Linked DNA regions of Mus musculus: region 2 is linked to region 1. The links are chromatin loops, found by intact Hi-C in ENCODE. Cell type or tissue: gastrocnemius. All regions are shown on one strand. Each heading gives the region's core, and the rest is flanking DNA. Links, peaks and the distances in the headings are about the cores only. Region 1 holds the start of Tnpo3 (transportin 3). Region 2 holds the start of Opn1sw (opsin 1 (cone pigments), short-wave-sensitive (color blindness, tritan)).

What was found. Hi-C counts contacts between places; a loop is a spot of excess contacts. Peaks named below come from ENCODE experiments on the same cell type or tissue, not always from the same donor. Only the 100,000 strongest peaks of a DNase experiment are listed, where the experiment ranks them.
Region 2: it touches region 1 in a loop (2.0-fold over the local background); 1 of 42 quality-filtered maps calls a loop at or near these places.

Annotation. Positions count from the first base shown.
Region 1 is chr6:29,604,473-29,614,380 of GRCm38, reverse strand. Tnpo3 (transportin 3) reads left to right here and starts at 4,532. Exons shown (of 23, transcript NM_177296.5): 1 at 4,532-5,015. The coding sequence starts at 4,896. In gastrocnemius, for the core only: no CTCF peak of the experiment used is centred there; DNase peaks (open chromatin) are centred at 4,502 and 5,059; H3K4me3 peaks cover 2,323 bases; H3K27ac peaks cover 1,829 bases.
Region 2 is chr6:29,377,073-29,386,980 of GRCm38, reverse strand. Opn1sw (opsin 1 (cone pigments), short-wave-sensitive (color blindness, tritan)) reads left to right here and starts at 6,468. Exons shown (of 5, transcript NM_007538.3): 1 at 6,468-6,911; 2 at 7,094-7,262; 3 at 7,493-7,658; 4 at 8,011-8,250; 5 at 8,920-9,908. The coding sequence starts at 6,566. The coding sequence ends at 9,039. RefSeq lists cis regulatory regions at 6,043-6,564, 5,994-6,568, 1-6,568. In gastrocnemius, for the core only: no CTCF peak of the experiment used is centred there; a DNase peak (open chromatin) is centred at 4,291.

The DNA of each region.
Region 1 (9,908 bases), core at 2,858-7,857:
CACCAGAAGAGGGCACTGGATCCCATTACAGATGGTTGTGAGCCACCATGTGGTTGCTGGGAATTGAACTCAGGACCTCTGGTAGAGCAGCCAGTACTCTTGACCGCTGAGCAATCTCTCCAGCCCTGCTGAATATTGTTTTTTATTGGATATTTTACATTTCAAATGTTTCCCCCTTTCCAGGTCTCCCTTATGGAGTCCCCCATCCCATGCCCTCTCCCCGCTGAATATGATTTTTAAGAGAAACTTCTGTAATCTCTTCACTCCTCTAAGCTCTCTGTAACCTATTTATGAATGTATGAAGCATGATGTATGATTCAAAATTTGTATTAGTAATTAAGATTGGACTGGAACTAAAAGAAAATTTTACAATTGCTATAGCCACAACTCTAAGTGAAATTAGGAGTAGTCAGTGATGAAACAGATTTTTTCTCAAAGTCTATTGACATTCGAAACAATCTGACATTGTGTAAAGACACAAAAGTGTCCGTCTATGTTAATGGCACAATTCAGGACAGGAGCACTCTGTAGAGCCACAGTTTAGCTTGCTACTGGACTTGAGGTTCACTGAAAGTCATGACTGTCAAACCTGGAACAGATCTAAGCTTTATGACAATCCCTGGGACAGTTCCTGGAGTATATAGTTGACATTCTCTTTCTCCTGCTACTATAAAAGTAAATTTCTGTGTCTGTGTTTCAGAGAGCGGAGGTCTCTTTCTCCTCTCTGCATTCTGTAGCCACAATCACCACCACATCCAATTTATTCTCTTAAATTTATTTTACACTTCACCATCTCCATCCCTAATTCCTACATTAGGCCACTATGGCTCCTCACCAGGATTGCTGCAATAGTTTATTATTTTTGTCCTTGCCCAAGACATTTAGTGTTGCAAGCTAGGATGCTTTAAGAGAAATCTCTAAGGAGCTTAAAGACACTTAAAGCAATTTCTGTTCACTTACCACCTTAAGCAATCTCTTGAGGACACAAAGATATGTAGGATGTGTTTGGTAAGTATCAAGTCTTTCTTCCAGTTGGTGTAGAATTTTTCAGCCTATAGACTTTATAAAATACACCTTTCTCTTTTTCCTACAGACTTGAACATTTGTTGCCTTTGACTGAAATACTTTTTACATTAGTTTCCTATTCATCCATCAGTCTGGTCTTAGTTTAAAATATTTTTAGATGGCCATCCTACTCCCTTCAATCTAGAGTGTTTCACCTAATTTTTTGGAAACAGGGTCTCATAAGTCACAGATTGGTTTCAAACTTACTAAGTATCTAAAAATGGTCTTGCACTTCTGATCTTCTTGCATCTTACTGTGGAGTGCTGGAATTATAAGTGTGTGCCACCACACTTGATGTAGTGAGGGGATCAAAGCCAGGGCTTTGTACAGGCTCCAGAGCTCTTTACCAAGTGAGTGACGTCCCTAGCCCAAGTTTTAATAACTCTTATTTATTTTTACTCTCTGTGTATTAGTGGTTTTGCCTTCATGTATGTGTGTGCACTATGTTCATGCCTGATGCCTGAGGAGGTCAGAAGTGGGTCCTGGAATTGGAGTTACTATAGAGGAATTTTAGCCCAGCAACATGGCTGTTCTGGCAAGGGATCACATCCAAAGACCTTCTAGGTCTTTGTGATCTTGCTGGAATGCAGATAGGCCACACACCTTTAGTCCCTCTGTTTGGGACACAGACATACCATTAGCACACACTTTTAACTCCAAACAGTGAAAGTAAGGTTAGTTTATAGAAGGAAGCAGCCATGTTTGAAATGACATCTATTCGAGGGGCAGACAAAGTGACAAATCAGAGAAAGATTTGACAGAATGAGTCAAAGGTAGAATACACCAACTCTCACAAGAACTGGAGAGGAAAAGAGGTTACTTAAGAGAGCAACAACAGTATTGGGGGGGGGTTAATGGGACAGTTTTACAGAGACATGTTGCAGAGAAAACAAGCTAGGTGAAGAGTGAGCTAGAGAATAAATAAGGAACCTGAATATTGCCAGAGTTAGTTTGAGTCCAAGCAGAACAATTCGGTGAGAAGCTGAGAGAAGCCAGTTTGAATCAGTCATTTTGAAAAACAATTTTGAGCCAGAACAGTGGAGTTGAACCAGCCAGCCAGAGTTCAGAAAGGACTAGAAAGAGTGAGTTTATTTAGTAGTAAGCCTCCAAGCTGACAATTACATATGGCTAATAAAAGTTACTTTTGCCAGGCATGTGGCACACGCCTTTAATCCCAGCACTTGGGAGGCAGAGGCAGGCGGATTTCTGAGTTCGAGGCCAGCCTGGTCTACAGAGTGAGTTCCAGGACAGCCAGGGCTACACAGAGAAACCTTGTCTCAAAAAACAAAGTTACTTTTACAAGTTACTGATGCTTGTACATTATCACATGAGTTCTGGGAAGCAAGCTTAGGTCCTCTGTGAGAGCAATACATGCTCTTAACTGTAGTGCCATCTCTCTGACTCCTTAAAGTTTTTAGTTTTGATGAATTCCAGTGACCTTTTTCTTTTTTGACTGGTTTTAGTAGCATAGCTAAGAAGTCATTGCCTGATCCAAAGTCATAACTGTATACCTGTTTTCATCCAAGAGTTTTATAGTATTAACTTTTTTGCTTGTCTTTGTTTTTTGTTTGTTTGCTTGCTTGCTTTTGAGACAGGGTTTCTCTGTAAAGCCTTGACTGTCCTGGAAGTCACTCTGTAGACCAGGCTGACTTCATTCTGCATATAAGCTCTGCCTGCCTCTGTTTCCTAAGTACTGGGATTAAATGCATGTTTCACCCTTCACCCCACAACCTCCAGGGCTCCCAGCTCAAATTCCAGCTTTCATTTAAGAATTCTTGTGGTTGCCAGGCAGTGATTGTGCACACCTTTAATCCCAGCACTTGGGAGGCAGAGGTAGGCAGATTTCTGAGTTCAAGGCCACCTTGGTCTACAGAGTGTGTCCCAGGACAGCCAGGGCTACACAGAGAAACCTTGTCTCGAAAAACCACAAAAAAAAAAAAAAAAAAAAGAATTCTTGTGACTAGTTGGGCAGTGGAGGTACATGCCTTTAATCCCAGAACCCAGAAGGCAGAGTTTCTGGACAACCAGAACCACACAAAGAACCCCAGGCTGGCCTCAAATATGCAGCAACCCTCCTGTCTCTGCCTCCCAAGTGCTGGGATTATAAATATGGTCCAGCATGAACAGCTTTAAATTCTCATCTTTTAAAATGAGGTTTAGGAGCTGGAGAGTTGACACACTCACTGATCTTGTAGAGAACCCACACTCAATTCTCAGGATCTATATAGCAGCTCACACGGTAACTCCTCCAGGACCAAGTTGCACATGCATAAATATGTAGGCAAAACACTCATACACATAAAAATAAGTCTTTAAAACTATTTCATTAGAGCTGGGCGTGGTGGCGCACGCCTTTAATCCCAGCACTCGGGAGGCAGAGGCAGTCGGATTTCTGAGTTCGAGGCCAGCCTGGTCTACAGAGTGAGTTCCAGAACAGCCAGGGCCCTCTACACAGAGAAACCCTGTCTCGAAACAAACAAACAAACAAACAAACAAATAAGCAAACCAAAACTATTTCATTAAAAAAGGACTTATTTTGGAAGGTTGTTAATCTTTCACTACATTACATTACATTACACATGGTCAGCCTTCATTAGATACTAACAGTTATTTTTAGTGAAGCAGCAATATTGGGAAACTGGCATGTTAACTGAGGATTGCTAGACAGTTGATTTTGTTTGTCATTTATTTATTTATTTGTTAATTATTTTCTGAGACAAGGTCTCTTTGTGTATTCCTGGCTGTCCAGGAACTTGCTCTGTAGACTAGGCTGGTCCAAACTCAAGAGTTAGGCCTGCCTCTGACTCCAGAGTGCTGGGATTAAACCTGTCTGCCATCACCGCTTGGCTGTTTTTTTTTTTTTTTTTTTTGGTTTTTTTTTTTAAAGAGACAGAGTTCCACGTATTAGAGGCTGGTCTTGAATTCCTCCTGATGGTGTTGTGGCTAACTTCCAAGAGCTGAGATTACAGGCTCTCTTCCTTTCTTTCTTTCTCTCTCTCTCTCTCTCTTTCTTTCTTTTTTTTTTTTTTTTTGAGACAGGGTTTCTCTGTGTAGCCCTGGCTGTTCTGGAACTCTGTAGACCAGGCTGGCCTCGAACTCAAAAATCCGCCTGCCTCTGCCTCCCGAGTGCTGGGATTAAAGGCGTGCGCCACCACGCCCGGCTGAACTGATGTTTCTTAAACACTCCTTGGAGACGGGTGAAGAAGTAGGAACCGGGAGGAAAGACTTTGGATTCCTTGCTGACGAGATAAGATTTGGTCAGGAACGTTAAGAGTAGCCAGACTTGAAGCTCAAATAAAGACTTACGCACCTAGGAGACTGACTACCTTGTGCCTACTTCCCCTTGGTTCTCCTAGTCCGGCAGGGTCACTTCCGGGAGGAGGCGGGGGAAACAAGAGGAGGCGTGCCGGGAAGGAGGCAGTTTGTGGTGCACCAGGCGGAAGTGTGCCAAAGTCTACGGACGGCCACTTCCGGCCCGGGGAAGCCCTGCTTCGGCTCGCTGCGTGGTTCGTGTCATGCGGAGGTAGGCCTCTGCGAGCAAGGCGGGAGGTGCAGAAGCCAGAACCCGTGTCCGGACTCGAGAGTCTGCGATTCTGGCGGGAAGACAAGACAAAAAGGAGGCAGGAACCTGAAAGCGACCTCTCCGCTGTTTCCGAGGGGGCAACTTCCACGAGGAACCCCCCTTCCCTGGTAACGGCCAGAAAGGAGGAGATGGCGCCAGTCAGGGAGCGGCTGTGGCCGAGACAGTGAGGACGCTTGAAGGCAGAGCAAGCGGAAGCCTAGGGAGGAGTATCGGGCTCTTTGCTGTCATCGCCGCCGCTCCCGCCAGCATGGAGGGAGCCAAGCCAACCTTGCAGCTCGTGTACCAGGCGGTGCAAGCGCTTTACCACGACCCGGATCCCAGCGGAAAGGAGCGCGCCTCGTTTTGGCTTGGGGAGCTGCAGCGTTCGGTGAGGTTCGGGGAGAGTCCGTTCTGAGCCGCGCGGGACCAGGGCCGAGTGGGATGGGATGGTTCTCCGCTTGAGTGGAGCGCTTGGCAGTGGGAGATCCTCTTTCCGAAGGAGCTGGTGCCGCGGGGTGGGGCTGAGCAGCCACAGATGTGCTGCCTTTCGGAAACCAGTGGCAACTGATTGGTCACGAACGGGCCCTTTCCCTCGTCTGTGGAATCCGTTTTGTAGTTCTGTACGTCTCGCTTGTGGTCTGGCTCTCCTTTAAGTGCTTTTGGTACACCTTCCGTATTCAAGAGTTGCATCTGGCAATACCTTCCCTTTGGCAGCCTTACTCACCCCTCAGTGTCCCTTGCCGATTTTCATTCGTGTTATTCTCGAAATTTCTCAGGCTTCTAGATTCGTGTTCGTACAAATTTTCTCCTCTCATTGGAGTGCAACGTAATATAAAGAAAAATTAGTTATGGTTTCAGGAAATCTTTGTAGTTCTTTTGTTTTATATCAGATTCCTACTGTATTTCTTCTGCCTGTACGTTTTTATTTGTAAGATGGCTATCATAGCTATATTAATTAGTCCATATTTTTGTGAGCATGTGGTGGAGTGTGTGTTGTATCTATCGTATTTCCACATGTTAAATTTTTGGGCTCATGTTTTTTCATTTTTTGACTCACACTTTGTATTTTCTTCCATGATTTTTCACACTCACCTTTGCTATGTTTTTATTTTTTATGAATTTTAATAGCTTGTGATTTTGCTGACAGTGTTTAGGTTTTAGTCTATGAACTGTGAAATTCTTTGAAAACTAAGGAGCCTCTTAACAGACTAAGTACCTACTTTCTTTTTCTTTTCCTTGTGTTTGGTGCTGGGGATCCAGTCCTGCCTACATCTCTAGCTCTCTCTCTCTCTCTTCACCCTTTATTCATTATTTCATTTTATACTCACAAACATGAAATGCTTGCTCTCCCTTTTCTGTTTAACTCATAACTGATGTTTAATGGTGCTGTATCTTCTTAAATAAGCCCCTAGGTTGCAAGTACATAATTAAAAAAAAATATTTGCCACTTTAACTCTGATGGTTGCATGTAAATGTGACACTCAAGTTCTTGTTTATATTGTGGGAAGACAAATAAAATTTTGCTGGGTGTGGAAGCACTCGACTTTAATCTCAGCTGAGATTAAATCTCAGCAGAGGCAGGCTAATCTCTGAGTTCCAGAACAGCCTGGTCTACAGAGTTCCAGGACAATTAGGGCTAAATGGAGGAGGAAAAAAAAGGTTCAGTGTAGGCTCCCCGTGTAGGCCTCCTGTAGCTTTTAGTTCTGCAGACGAGGGAGTTACAGTTCTCTACAGTTCTTCATACAGTTTTCTATTTTTTTTAAAGGATTTATTTATTTATTATATGTGTATATGCTGTAGCTGTCTTCAGGCACACCAGAAGAGGGCATCAGATTTTTGTTATGGATGGTTGTGAGCCACCATGTGGTTGCTGGGATTTGAACTCAGGACCTTTGGAAGAGCAGTCGGTGTTCTTAACCGCTGAGCCATCTCACCAGCCCCTCATACAGTTTTCTAACATATAAGTAACCTACTAGGTGAGCTCTTCTTTGCTGTATCTACTGATTGTGTTTTAAATCAGTACTGGAGAACCTATCATGGACAAACAAGTTCTAGATGTTGGTAATTGGAAACAAGCAAATGAATCTGTGGTGACCGCATAGTATACTCATGCTGATAATGTAACATGTCCAGAGCTGAGAGACATTCTTCAGCATAGAGCTTAAAGTATGTTAGGATTGAGTTACTCACCTTCCTCTCCTTTAGTTCCAATTATTCTGTGTGTCTATTCATTGTAGAATCTCAACAGGAAGAGATGACCAACTTGACAGAATAATTAGTTGGGAGAATTTTCTTTTTTTCTTTTTTTTTTTTTGGTTGTTGTTTGTTTGTTTTTGTTTTTTTTAATGAGAGATACTAGGGATTGAACCTAAGGCCTCACACATGTTGTGCAAATTGTTAATCTCTAAGCTCTATTCCCATCCTTTTTATTTTTATTTTGATAAAAAAAACTTTTTAAGTTCTCTAGGCTGGCCTTTAACTCACAATATAGCCTCTAAGTAACTAGATGTTGGTAATTGGAAACAAGCAAACAAGCCTGTGCTGACCACATAGTATACTCATGCTGATAATGTAACATGTCCAGAGCTGAGAGGCAGGCCTACAGGTCTCCTTTCCTTTCCATGCCCCAGGCGGGTTTGTTATAAACACACTATACAGCTGCGGGTACACTGTTGTCAGAAGAAATAGAATTATAACCTCTAGCCAAACTGTTATTTTCTTCTGGAAGGAATAGAGAGAGAGGAGCAGTTACTTAGCTTCTTTGAGGGAGAATGACATGTTTCTGGTGACAAAACTTGAGGTCCTTTGCAGTGAGGGAGCTGGAAGAATTTATTTGCTGACTCTGTTCTTCTGGGATTCCTTATAGATCAAGCCAACTAGTATCCAGGGGACATTAGGAAGCAGAGGCAGGTGGATCTCTGAGTTTCAGGCTAGTGTGGTCTATGTAATGAATTCTAGGACAGCCAGAACTATGTGGAGAAACCCTGAATCAAGGTGTGGGGGACGGGAAAGGGGAGAAAGTCTGCTGGAGCAGAAAAGATGTAGAAAAGGGGTGAAGAACACCCAACGTGCTTGTACATCATCATTTGGTCAGCTTCAGGGTGTCCATTTCTTTATTATGTGTTATGTGTGTGGACACACTTGTGTATGTCAGAAGACAACTTGTGGAAGTCAGTTCTCTCATGTGGGTTCTAGATACCTAACTAAAGTGGTCAGGCTGGGCAGCAAGTGGCTACAGTCTGTCTTTCTCAAGTGCCTAACTTGAGCATTTAAATGAACAATCACGTTATCACTTTGGCCTTTTCATTTCTTTATTTTCTTCAGGTCATGTAGTTGTACCCTGGATCTTGTCATTACCAAAATCACTATTCAGATATCCTTCTCTGAGCACAATCCATTAATTACTGTTTTCTGGCTCAAGAATTTCAAGTAACCCTGTGTTTGAATTTTTATTATTTTGCAGTCCTATATAATTTTAATTCTTATCAAAACTTAAGTTTTACTTTAAAATTTAAAAGTCTTTTGTGCTTGCTAGTATCTTTAAAATTTTTTTTGTTTTGTTTTCTATATATATATGCCATTTGTTCCCAAATGTCCACAGTATAAAATGTCCAATATATGTTCATATTGATAACCTATTTTCCTGTTATAGAAAACAGGAAATTTGTTGCCTGAAATAAGCTTGTAGCCCTAAGATTTATCAACTCCCAAAATAGCCCTCACCCCACTGACTTGAGTCAAATATGAATGATCATAGTCTACAAACATGAATTCAGAGTGCCTTTATTTTGTTGTGCGATGGAATTGGTGACATGAGATTGTATTAGTTATGGAACAGGGGAGTGGGGCTGGAGATACAGCTCAGTGCTTAAGAGTCCTTACTGCTAAGAGAGTCAGTGTTTGCCTCCTAGCACCTCTCTGGCAACTCACAACTGCCTGTACTCAAATTCCAGGGCATCTGGTGCTCCCTTCTGTGTACATACTCACACACACACACACACACACACACACACACACACGGGGATTGGGGGGGGGAGAAAGAGAAATTAAAAAATAAAAAGGAAAGTCAAATCTCAGAATTTATGGGTTTTATTGGTGGGCCTTTGGATGAGCAGGTTATAGGAAAGAAACAGGGATACTGCTGTAGGTCTTTTGTTTTCTAGAAGTGTTTTGTTTTGAGACAGTCTTCCTATGTATGCAGCCTTGGCTGGCCTGGAACTCAATGGAAATCTGCCTTCCTCTGCCTCCTAAATGCTAGGATTAAAGGCATGTGTCACCACAATTGGCTCTGAGTAGGTTTTAGGTACTGATAACATTTTTAGCCTTTGGACTGGTAGAAGTTAGTGGTTTGCTAAGAATGTACCTTGAAGTTTGAAGGACAATGAATGGCTATTGAGGGGGTTAAAAATAGTGCAAGATAATTTGGCTCTGTATCTGCATCATTCTAACTTAATATCATCAGAAGTTTTAATCAGCCATTGAGCCTTATAGAGTCTTTAACACAGGTATGGGGTTTTTGAGACAGGGTTTCTCTGTGTAGCCCTGGCTATCCTGGAACTCATTTTGTAGACAAGGCTGGCCTCAAATTCAGAAATCCGACTGCCTCTGCTTGTGCCTCCCCAGTGCCAGGATAAAAGGTGGAGGCCACCATTGAGCTGCCCAGGTGTGGGTTTATTTATTTATTTCCTTTCTGATAACTTTAATATGTAGAATCTTTCATCTGTCTTGGTTCTGTTTCCTAATTAACTGTCCTGGGAATCCCTCTTTAAACACTGTCCTAGGGAATTTCCTTCACCTCTTTCTTGTGTTGGGTCTACTGATAACTGGATTTTATAATATTTTCATGAATTATTCTTTCATTTGGTGGATAATTGAGGTTACCTTAAACCTTTTATTGTCTTTCCATTTGTCTGGAGGTCAGAGGACAACCTTGAGTGTCATTTCAGGAACTAATGTCCAACTCCTTTGAGAGAAAGCTAGTCTGGTTAGCCAGATGGTCCCTGCCTCCCCCATGCTGGTACCTGGCTTTTTAAATGTGGGTTCTAGGGTTCAAACTCAAAACCTTATTCTTTTAAGGTTAAGTTCTCTCCAGCTTTTTTGGGGTGGGGTGAGGGAGATGGGCTAGAGTTTCATTATGTAACCCAGGCTGTCTGAATTGGGGGTCCTCCTGTCTCTGCCTCCTATTAGAATTATAGTGTGCTACAATGTTTAACTCTTTTTTTAATATTCTTTTTTAAAATTTTTAAAAAAGATTTATTTATTATATGTAAGTACACTGTAG
Region 2 (9,908 bases), core at 1,596-6,595, 230 kb after region 1:
CTTGCTTTTGGCGGGGGCTCCTATGAGTGGGGAGCTCCATGGGGGCAAAGATCTGTCTTAGTGGTCTTTGAGTCTAAGCTGTGCCTGGCCTTTGGCAAGCCAGATGGTGCCAGTGGCTCTCAGCAGATCTGTATGCCTGGTCTGCTTAAGCACGTGGCAGGACCAACCTTACTGGATTCTCCATGTCACTGTGCCTACAGTTGCCACTTAGCAGAGGTCTATGGAAGGAATAATCGAAAGTCCCAGGCACATGCACACACAAAAGAAATTCCAAGTGGAAACAGATGTTCAGGGAAGTCCTGAGTAGAGCCCCACCCTGTGAAGTGATACCTTTGAAGAATGCGAACTGGCCTCACTTCTGTGAGTGGACTAGCCAGCTTTCCTTGGCTCCCAGGTTGTTAAAGTTATATTATGACCACTCAGGAGTTTCTGTACCATACAGGCAACTCTGCTCACTAGTCACAGTGGGGAGTGGCAGGGGAGAAGGGCTCATTTATTCTCGAACCCGAGAGGCTTCTTCCTGTAGCTATTCCAGCGCTTCAACTGGCTTATAAATACAACTCTACTCAACATGTCATCCCATGACCTCAGCGCACATTCTTGACATTGTTCTCCTTGGTGGGCGAGGGGGTCTTTGCTGAAGATGTTTCAGAGCTGAAACTCCACTTAGGTCACAGGCGGTGCTTTTGGGTGGGGCAGGGCTCTGGATTTGGGGCAGGTTTGTTCTTCTCTTGTGGCCTTTATGGAGCATCATACTGTTCACTGAATGCTGGCCATCTCATCTCTGCAGTTTCCCATGCTTTCAAATCCTTCCTGCACAGGAGGAAGGGAAGGGGAGCAGGAGAGAGCGCCCTGGTAGAGGAAGTCCACCAGCACCTGCCTTCGGTTTAGTGCCAGACTTAAATGGCTGTGCCCTGGATTCATGCTGTTAGATTCCAGGCTCGTCATGGTTCACATGTTTCTACATGTGAACCAAATTTTCTAGAGAGGCTCCTGGATGTGCCCCTGGAGCTCCCTCATTTTCTCCCAAGCTTGAGGAGGGCTTGGATGTTGCGTCTGCTCTCGACCAGCAAGAACGACACGACCACCAGTCCTTCTAACAGCAGTTTATTCAGCAAACTTCAGTCTTCTTCTCTCTTCTTTCTCTTTATCTATATCTCCCACTAACAATAATCCTCTCTCGAATAATAATCCTCTCTCTAACCCAGGCCTCTCACTCTTATATACTCTCAGCCCTCATCCACTCACAGCAGGCCACATCACCTCACCAGGTACACAGCTTCAGCTAATCAGGGCAGCAGGAGCATATCTCCACCAAAATGGATTCGCCAGTATCCTGGTACACCTGCGCAGCTCTCATGATGGTCGTGGCTTATATTCAGGTGCAAGTCATAAGACTTAGCTGCAGTCCCTGGCGCCTTCTTGGGACTGCCGCCACACCCGCTCCTCACACTTGGGGACCCCCCCTCATATCCAGTAAAGCATGTCATACCATCCTTTTTCCAATCATGTGTCTGGAGAATCTTTTTAAAAAGATTTATTCATTTTTCTGTTTATTTATTTAATGAATATGAGTACACTGTAGCTGTACAGATGGTTGTGAGCCTTCATGTGGTTGTTGGGAATTGTATTTAGGACCTCTGTTCACTCTGGTCAGCCCTGCTCCAAAGATTTATTTATTAAGTACACTGTAGTTGTCTTCAGACACACCCGACCAGGGTGTCAGATCTCATTATGGGTGGTTGTGAGCCACCATGTGATGGCTGAGATTTGAACTCAGGACCTTCAGAAGAGCAGTCAGTGCTCTTACCTGCTGAGCCATCTCGCCAGTCCATGTCTGGAGAATCTTGTGGGTCAGTACTCAGCAGAACTGTCACAACACAAGTCAAGCTCATTGTCACCTGTGTATCAAAAGCTGGCTGGTAAGATGGCCCAGTGTGTGAGGCTGATGGACCCAGATGGTGGAAGGAGAGAACCAACTCCCACAAGCTGTCCTCTGACCTCTGCATGTGTTCCAGGGCATAAGCTAATCCTAGTTGTCTCTGAAAGGGTTAACTGAGTAGGTGGAGCCTGTATATTCTTTTGGTGATTTTTTGAAGTTTATAAATACTGAGCAGAGAAGAAAAATGATTAGGACAAGGAAAACACATTTCAAACCTCCAGATACCAGACTTTCCCTGGACCGGAGGAGCCCATGGATTTCTGGGATTCTGCCTCACCCAGTGCTTCTGTGCTGTGAGTCCATCTTGGGAGTCAGTGAAATAGTGATGACTTCTTGTGTCTGCTATTGAGGACATTGCTTATTGTGTCCCACCAATGTCTTGCCTGTGAAGTCCCCCAGAGAGGCATTCTTATCTGTCATGACCCTGAGAGTGGGTAGTTTGCATTATCTCTTGCATAGACTCTCCCACTCGTCACTCTGAAGGAGTTCCTTCTGGAGTGCACGAAGCTAACTCTGTGACTCTGATCATCTTTCACTTTCAGACTTTTAGCTCGGTGCTGCTGCTTTTCTTCTGCGCTGCTGTTCATTCACAGATTCCTCTGAGTCTACTGTCATCTGTTTGGGAGTAAGAGTCTGTGACCCCTTGATGAGAATAGAAGAAAAACCCCTAAAACGGTTAAGGAAACATCCCCCTGTCCCAGGATGTAGAACGTTTATAATGTACAGCTAAATCAGTTGTTCACAAATGGAGGGGAGGGGGCTCTTTCCTTTATGGGGGAGCAGTTGGCCATGAAGGTCAGAGAAACTGAGAAAACTCAGTCTGTCAGGGAGAATATATTTAGAAATAAAAATGCAGGCAGCATCTTAACAGAAAAGTAGGGGTTCAGCAGTTTAGAGTTTGCTGCTCTGATAAAGGACTGGACCATTCCTAGCACCCACAATGGGCAACTCACTGCCAGCGCTTTGTAGCTGCAGCTGCAGGGGACTCTGACACACTCTTCTGGCCTCTGCTTAGACCCACATGGTCATGTGCACATTTATACACACATATGTACTTACATTCTTTTTTTTAAAGAAAGGAAAAGCATTCCCAAGAACGAGAGTGGGCTAGTGAACAGAGGAAGAAGTCAAAGAGAGTGCCTCCAATTTAGGGTCATGGTCCTTCCTTCCTCTTTTGCCCCATGCCTTATTCTCAGAACCTCCCATCTGTCCCCTACTGCATGGCTTCAAGGTCACTGGAGAGGTGAGCCTCCGCCTGGTGTTGGTGAGAATGTGTGCTTTGGTGATACTCGTTGGCTTCAACCTCACTGGGTCCTCTGTCACATCTTAACTGGGTCTAGGTTCCTTCCAATTTGGGTCCATTTTTTTTTTTTTTATCTCAAGCCCTCTGATATGGAAGGGGACTGTCTGAGCAGGTATCTGGGCATCCGTGAGGCTAAAGAGGTGGCTACTACTTAGCCTTACATGAGGAGTAAGAGAGCCCCAGGTGTCTTGAATCCATGACAGTCAGGAGCCACAGGAGGCAGCTGAGGCTAACTTGTGCAATGCTTGTTGAGTTGACACATGCCATGTGGCCTTTGGCTCTATCCTCAAGCCCTGTCCAGGTGGTTTCTGGTCCCTCAGATGAATTTTATTTTATTTTATTTTATTTTATTTTATTTTATTTATTTTTTTTTAGTAATCTCTGTACCATCCTACCTGTGGGTGTATATTTGTGTTGGGTAATGTATGTGTGTGTGTGTGTGTGAGAGAGAGAGAGAGAGAGAGAGAGAGAGAGAGAGAGAGAGAGAGAGAGTTGTGTGCACAAGAGAGAGAGAGAGAGAGTTGTGTGCACAAGAGAGAGAGAGAGAGAGAGGGAGAGAGAGAGAGAGAGAGAGAGTTGTGTGCACAAGTGTCTGCAGAGGCCAAAAGAGGGTATTGCCATCTCTCCATCTCTGGCTTAAAACACACACACACACACACACACACACACACACACACACACACACACACACACAGAGAGAGAGAGAGAGAGACAGAGAGACAGAGAGACAGAGAGACAGAGAGGCAGAGAGACAGAGTCAGGCCTATGAGAACCAACTCACACAGGTTTGCTTACTGGATGGGACACACACTTCCGCTTTTAGACTTCTCTAAGTCTAGGAAAAGGCAAAGGTGGCTGAATAGATGGCCCAGTGGCGGGGGTGGGATGCTCTACAGGCATGAATGAGGACCTGAATTCAGAGTCCCAGGGCCCAGCCTCCTCTCCCACAATCCCCACCTTTCAGCATGTCCCCTCCCACCTTCACGGCTATTCCTTTTGAGTTTTCATAACCCACTGGGTTCTCTTACTGCTGCCTGCTGGGTGCAGATGATCTTATTGGCTTGATCCTGTGCAGGTAACCATGGCAGCAGTGAGCTCATGTCCAGGTCATGTCCGGAAGATGCATTTCACAGCACTCCCCCTGATCCTCTGACTTCTACATTCTTTCTGTTCTCTCTTCTGTAATGGTCCCTGAGCTTTGCCTTGACTCTCTCTCTCTCTCTCTGTGTGTGTGTGTGTGTGTGTGTGTGTGTGTGTGAAAGAGAGAGAGACAGACAGAGAGACAGAGAAAAAGAGACAGAGAGACAGAGACAGAGAGAGGCAGAGAGACAGACAGACAGACAGAGACAGAGAGAGGCAGAGAGACAGACAGACAGAGACAGAGAGACAGACAGAGAGACAGACAGAGAAGCTCCATTCAGAGTCGAACACTTCATAGTCCCCGTTAACAGCCCATTTGACCAGATGAGCCTCTTCAATAACCACTTCCCATTGCAGAAGGAAGTCTCCTGGGCTAAGGTTGGGAGAAGCACTAATCTACATGTATAAATATAAATATTTAAAAGGCAGTTTGACAACAAGTATAATTCAGTAAAACAATAGTAATTTTGGCTAGAGCCCATGACCTTCAAAAGTTCTGGGCTTTTAAAAATATTTACAGTACCAGGTATGGATGCCCCTCCTGTGGACCAGGCCTAAAACCCAAGCAGGAAGTTGCCCCACAACCTCTATGCTGTTATAGTACTAGCGGACACATCTCACCTGGCATATGGATATTATGCTGTTAGGGTTCACGACTGGATAAAATTGACACTTCTCTGCCCCCCACCCCGCCATGGCCTAGAGGGCCCCTGCTGGCACTATATAAGCTAGCCTGGAGAAAAGTGTTCAGTAAGTTCCAGCCTGATTTCTCTTACACCACAGTGTTCAGCAGTAAGGTCTTACCATCTAGTTACGGTGGGCAAGCAGGAGCAATGGCCATAGCTTGTGTTGTTTCTGGGACCCCTGGGACCTCCCTGACTGGTAACTTGTATGGAGATACCTCATGCCCGGTACTGGGATGTTCACTTAATAACTCACATAGTCTGGGAGAAGCATTGTTCACTGGGCAGGGTACTGTGTCCCAACACCTTCTAAAAAAATCATATTTTTAACTTTCTTTTAAAGATTATGTGTATGAGTGCTTTGCTTGTGTGTGTGTATGAACACTGTGTGCATGTTTGGTGCCTTCGGAGGTCAGAAAAGTATGCTGGATCTCCTTGGAATTAGAGTTAGTCAGTTGGAAGCCACCATGTGGATGTTGGGAGCCAAACCTGGGTCCTATGTAAGAGCAGTGAGTGCTCATAATCACGGAGCCGGCTTTCTGGCCCTCATGTTTTAATTTGCTGTGATGGCTTGAATGAGAAACGGCCCCCATAGGCTTCTGTATATGAGGAGTACTTGGTCCACCGTTGATGACTGGGGACGTAATGGGACTTTTAGGATGTAGAGCATTGCTGAAGGTAGTATGTCACGAGGGACCAGCTTTAAGAGCTTGTAGCCTTACCCACGTCCACTCCTCTCTGCTTTCTATTTGAGGCTGGGTGTGATGATGCTGACAAGAGACTAACTCTTGGTGTCCTTCCCTAACAGTGAACCCAGACTATTCAGAAGAGTTTCATTCTCATCTGCTCTAATATAAAGGAAGCCTAGTCTAAGAAGCAGCCTAACCTGGCTGGCTGCAGGTCTACCTACATAAGAAGGCCTCCCTGCAGAGGCCAAACACATAGTAGTGGCTCAGGCATACCCTGGGACCTAAGGCAGGATGCAGTTGTTTCTGCACTGTCCCGCAGTGGCTATTTAAAATGCTCCCAAGGGGGCCTCCCCACTCATCCTCTTCCTGTTTCCCCAAGCGGATTCCCAGGTCTCTGGATAGGGACACTCAGGTGAGCATCTTTCACAAAGGGCCAGGTGAGATGCAGAGGAGCCTGAAGCCAAAGGCAGAGGTGGGAATGAGGTATGGCAGCATCTCCAAAGAATATAGGTCAGCATCCTCCAGGCCACAGAAACCAATACTGACCCCAAAGCACCCAGCCTTGTTATCCAGGTTTCTGACCTCAATCTCTTATCCTCTGAAGAACACAATCAATCAGCTTTGGGCTCATGAAAGGTTTAGGTGAGAACTAAGAGATCTCTAATCTGGGACTTTGTCTTTGGGAGGCTTAGGATAGTTCAGAGTCTCAACTGTATCTTTAAAGGAGGGTGCTGTAGGGAAGGGTGATAGCAGAAGAATCGTCTATAAGAGGGACCGGAGGTGGTAGTGAGGGCATCCCAAGCGGGAGATGTCAGGAGAGGATGACTTTTACCTGTTTCAGAATATCTCTTCGGTGGGGCCCTGGGATGGGCCTCAGTACCACCTTGCTCCTGTCTGGGCCTTCCGCCTCCAGGCAGCCTTCATGGGATTTGTCTTCTTTGTGGGGACCCCACTCAATGCCATAGTGCTGGTGGCCACACTGCATTACAAAAAGTTGCGACAGCCCCTCAACTATATTCTGGTCAATGTATCCCTCGGGGGCTTCCTCTTCTGCATCTTCTCTGTCTTCACAGTCTTCATCGCCAGCTGTCACGGATACTTCCTCTTTGGTCGCCATGTTTGTGCTCTGGAGGCCTTCTTGGGCTCTGTAGCAGGTACTGAAGGCAACCTGGGCTAGAGAGAGGGGCCCTTAATTATCCTGAGCAGTTGGACCTCTAACAATGGGCTGTGTGAGCATTAAACTCCATTCCAACTCTCTGGACTTGCTCAATTACACCTATATTCCACTCCAGGCTCAGGGAGTCTGTCTACCCCATTCTTTTCACATTTGCTGCAGGTCTAGTGACAGGATGGTCATTGGCTTTCCTGGCTTTTGAACGCTACGTTGTCATCTGTAAACCCTTCGGCAGCATCCGCTTCAACTCCAAGCATGCACTGATGGTGGTCCTGGCTACTTGGATTATTGGTATCGGGGTGTCCATCCCACCCTTTTTTGGCTGGAGCAGGTGAGAGGATAGGGCAGTGCTCTGATGTGGGACGAGAGATTGGGTATAACCTTTTATTCTTTGACCTGAGTTGGTAGAGTAAGGAGGAAAGGGGGCCGCTGGAGACATCAATGGTTACTCTGCCATTGTAACTACTGTAGTGTCTTCTGGCATTCTTCCAACTGGAGAAGCCAATCCAGAAGCTAAGCCCATTCTTCCAGTTCTCGGAATGAATGTTTGGTCCTTTTCAGGTTCATCCCTGAGGGCCTGCAGTGCTCCTGTGGCCCAGACTGGTACACTGTGGGCACCAAGTATCGAAGCGAGTACTACACCTGGTTCCTCTTCATCTTCTGTTTCATCATTCCTCTTTCCCTCATCTGCTTCTCCTACTCCCAGTTGCTGAGGACTCTCAGAGCTGTGAGTGGGTTTTGAGAGGGGCAGGTAGGAGTAACTCAGGAGGCCCCAGGAGAGACAGTATATATCTTCCTCAGGATACGTCTAGAATATCCGTGGTCAGATAGGAGTATTGGGGAAGGGGGAGTGAAAACGCTGTTACAACTTATTGGTAGAGCACTTACCTAGCAGGTGTGAGGTACTGGGTTCCATCTTCTGCACAAGAGGTAGTGGGCGAAGGACCAGAGAGAGGAGGGGACAAGGATGGGATCTTTTCTAGTGTCAGAGCTGAGGACGCCCTTCATGATGCCTCCCTCAAGGGAAAGCCAAACTCAGCCAGGAGAGAGAGGGCTTTGACCCTTGTGCTCAATTCCAGGTGGCAGCTCAGCAGCAAGAGTCTGCTACGACACAAAAGGCTGAACGGGAGGTGAGTCATATGGTGGTGGTGATGGTGGGATCCTTCTGTCTCTGCTACGTGCCCTATGCTGCCCTGGCCATGTACATGGTCAACAATCGGAACCACGGGCTGGACTTACGGCTTGTCACCATCCCCGCCTTCTTTTCCAAGAGCTCCTGTGTCTACAACCCCATCATCTACTGCTTCATGAATAAGCAGGTAAAGCGGTCTATCTACATTCCCACGAGGTTCTGGTCCATTAGACCCTGGTTCTTCCGCTATTGATGTCTTTGTGACTCAGCACCCTGGCCTCCACACAGGGCTTATAGATGAGGAAAGCCAGAGTAGTCCAAGCAGGCCAGGATGCTCTTGGTAGGCACATGAACCCAGAGTATGGTTCCTAAAATACTGGAACAAGGGGAGGCTAGACCTTGAGCCAGAAAAATCAAATTGAAAGAGTGGGAAAGGATGGGAAATGCCCCCACCTACTTCATTTAGCAATGGCAGAGATGGAGCAAAGGGCCTTTCACATGCTCGGCAAATATCCGCATCACTGAGTTATATATACATCATCCCTACTCTTTCTGTCTTGGTGGAAAATAACATCAACAGTAACAGGTGTCTAGCTTTTTTCTTTTTTAAAGATAGGGTCTGAGTAACACTAGCTGTCCTGGAACTCATATGGAAACCAGGCTGTCCTTGAACTCAAGAGGTGGTCCTGCCTCCTATCCCGAGTGCTGGAGTCAAAAGATGTGTACCAGCACATAAGTCCAGCCTTCTGCAAACCTTTAATCCAGTCCTTTTAAAGTTTAGCCTGCAGGAGCAAGGAGTTAAAGGTGGAGTTTAGGTAGTCTTCAGGGTAAGGATAATAAACACTTCTCTTTCCAGTTCCGGGCTTGCATTCTGGAGATGGTGTGCAGGAAGCCCATGGCAGACGAATCTGACGTGTCTGGCTCTCAGAAAACAGAAGTTTCTACTGTCTCTTCTAGCAAAGTTGGCCCTCACTGAGGCCCCTCAGCTGGCCTGCTAGCAGCAAACACAACGCCACATTTAAGTATCTACATCTCCACTAGAATCCTAACCATTAACAGGGGAAAGATGGGGAGTGGTGGCACTCTGGTGAGTCACCTTCATTTTCCTGTTACTCTCTGCCTGTAGCAGGGCCACATGGACCATTTTAACAGTCACAGTTTCTAAGTGGCACTCTCACCTCTGGAGAACTGTGAGAGAAGGGCTGCGTTTCTGGTGTATGGGTAACACTTCCTTTTTTGCTCTTTTTTTTTTTTTTTCTCCTCCCTGCTGGGGATCTGAGATGATATATCCAGTATTAGAATAAGCTTGGCATGGGGCAGTGCCAAGAAAAGGCAGCAGACACCGGGCACCTGCAGTGAATCGAAGAGCTTCCTTATGTGGCCTCTCCCAGTTGCTGCAGTCTGGGCTATGGCTGCCAGGATCAGAATGGCCTCACCTCATTTATCTGACACAGAGTTATTCTAGGTGTTCTCCCCTTCATTTGGCTAAATGTATCCATTTAAAGCTATGCGTTGATTAAAGTTAGTGTCTTAATCTCTTGATGTCCTCAAAATGAATTTGCATGTTTCAGTGGCATTTATAAATCAAGCCCAAGTGCTAAAAACATCTTACTTTATACCCTCCTTACACCTGCTGCTCCTGGAAAAGGAGCCCCTCGAAACGAAGAAGTGCGTGTTGAGTTATACGCAAGGAGTGCTGGGTACTGATATCAGGCACTGAAGGTAGGAAAGCCGTAGCTGTGAGAAGGAGCCAGAAATCTCAGGAATAGCAAAGGACTAAGTGTGAGGGAGAAATGGAAGTGATAAAAGATCACAGAGATGTATATTTATCTTAGTAACCTGAGG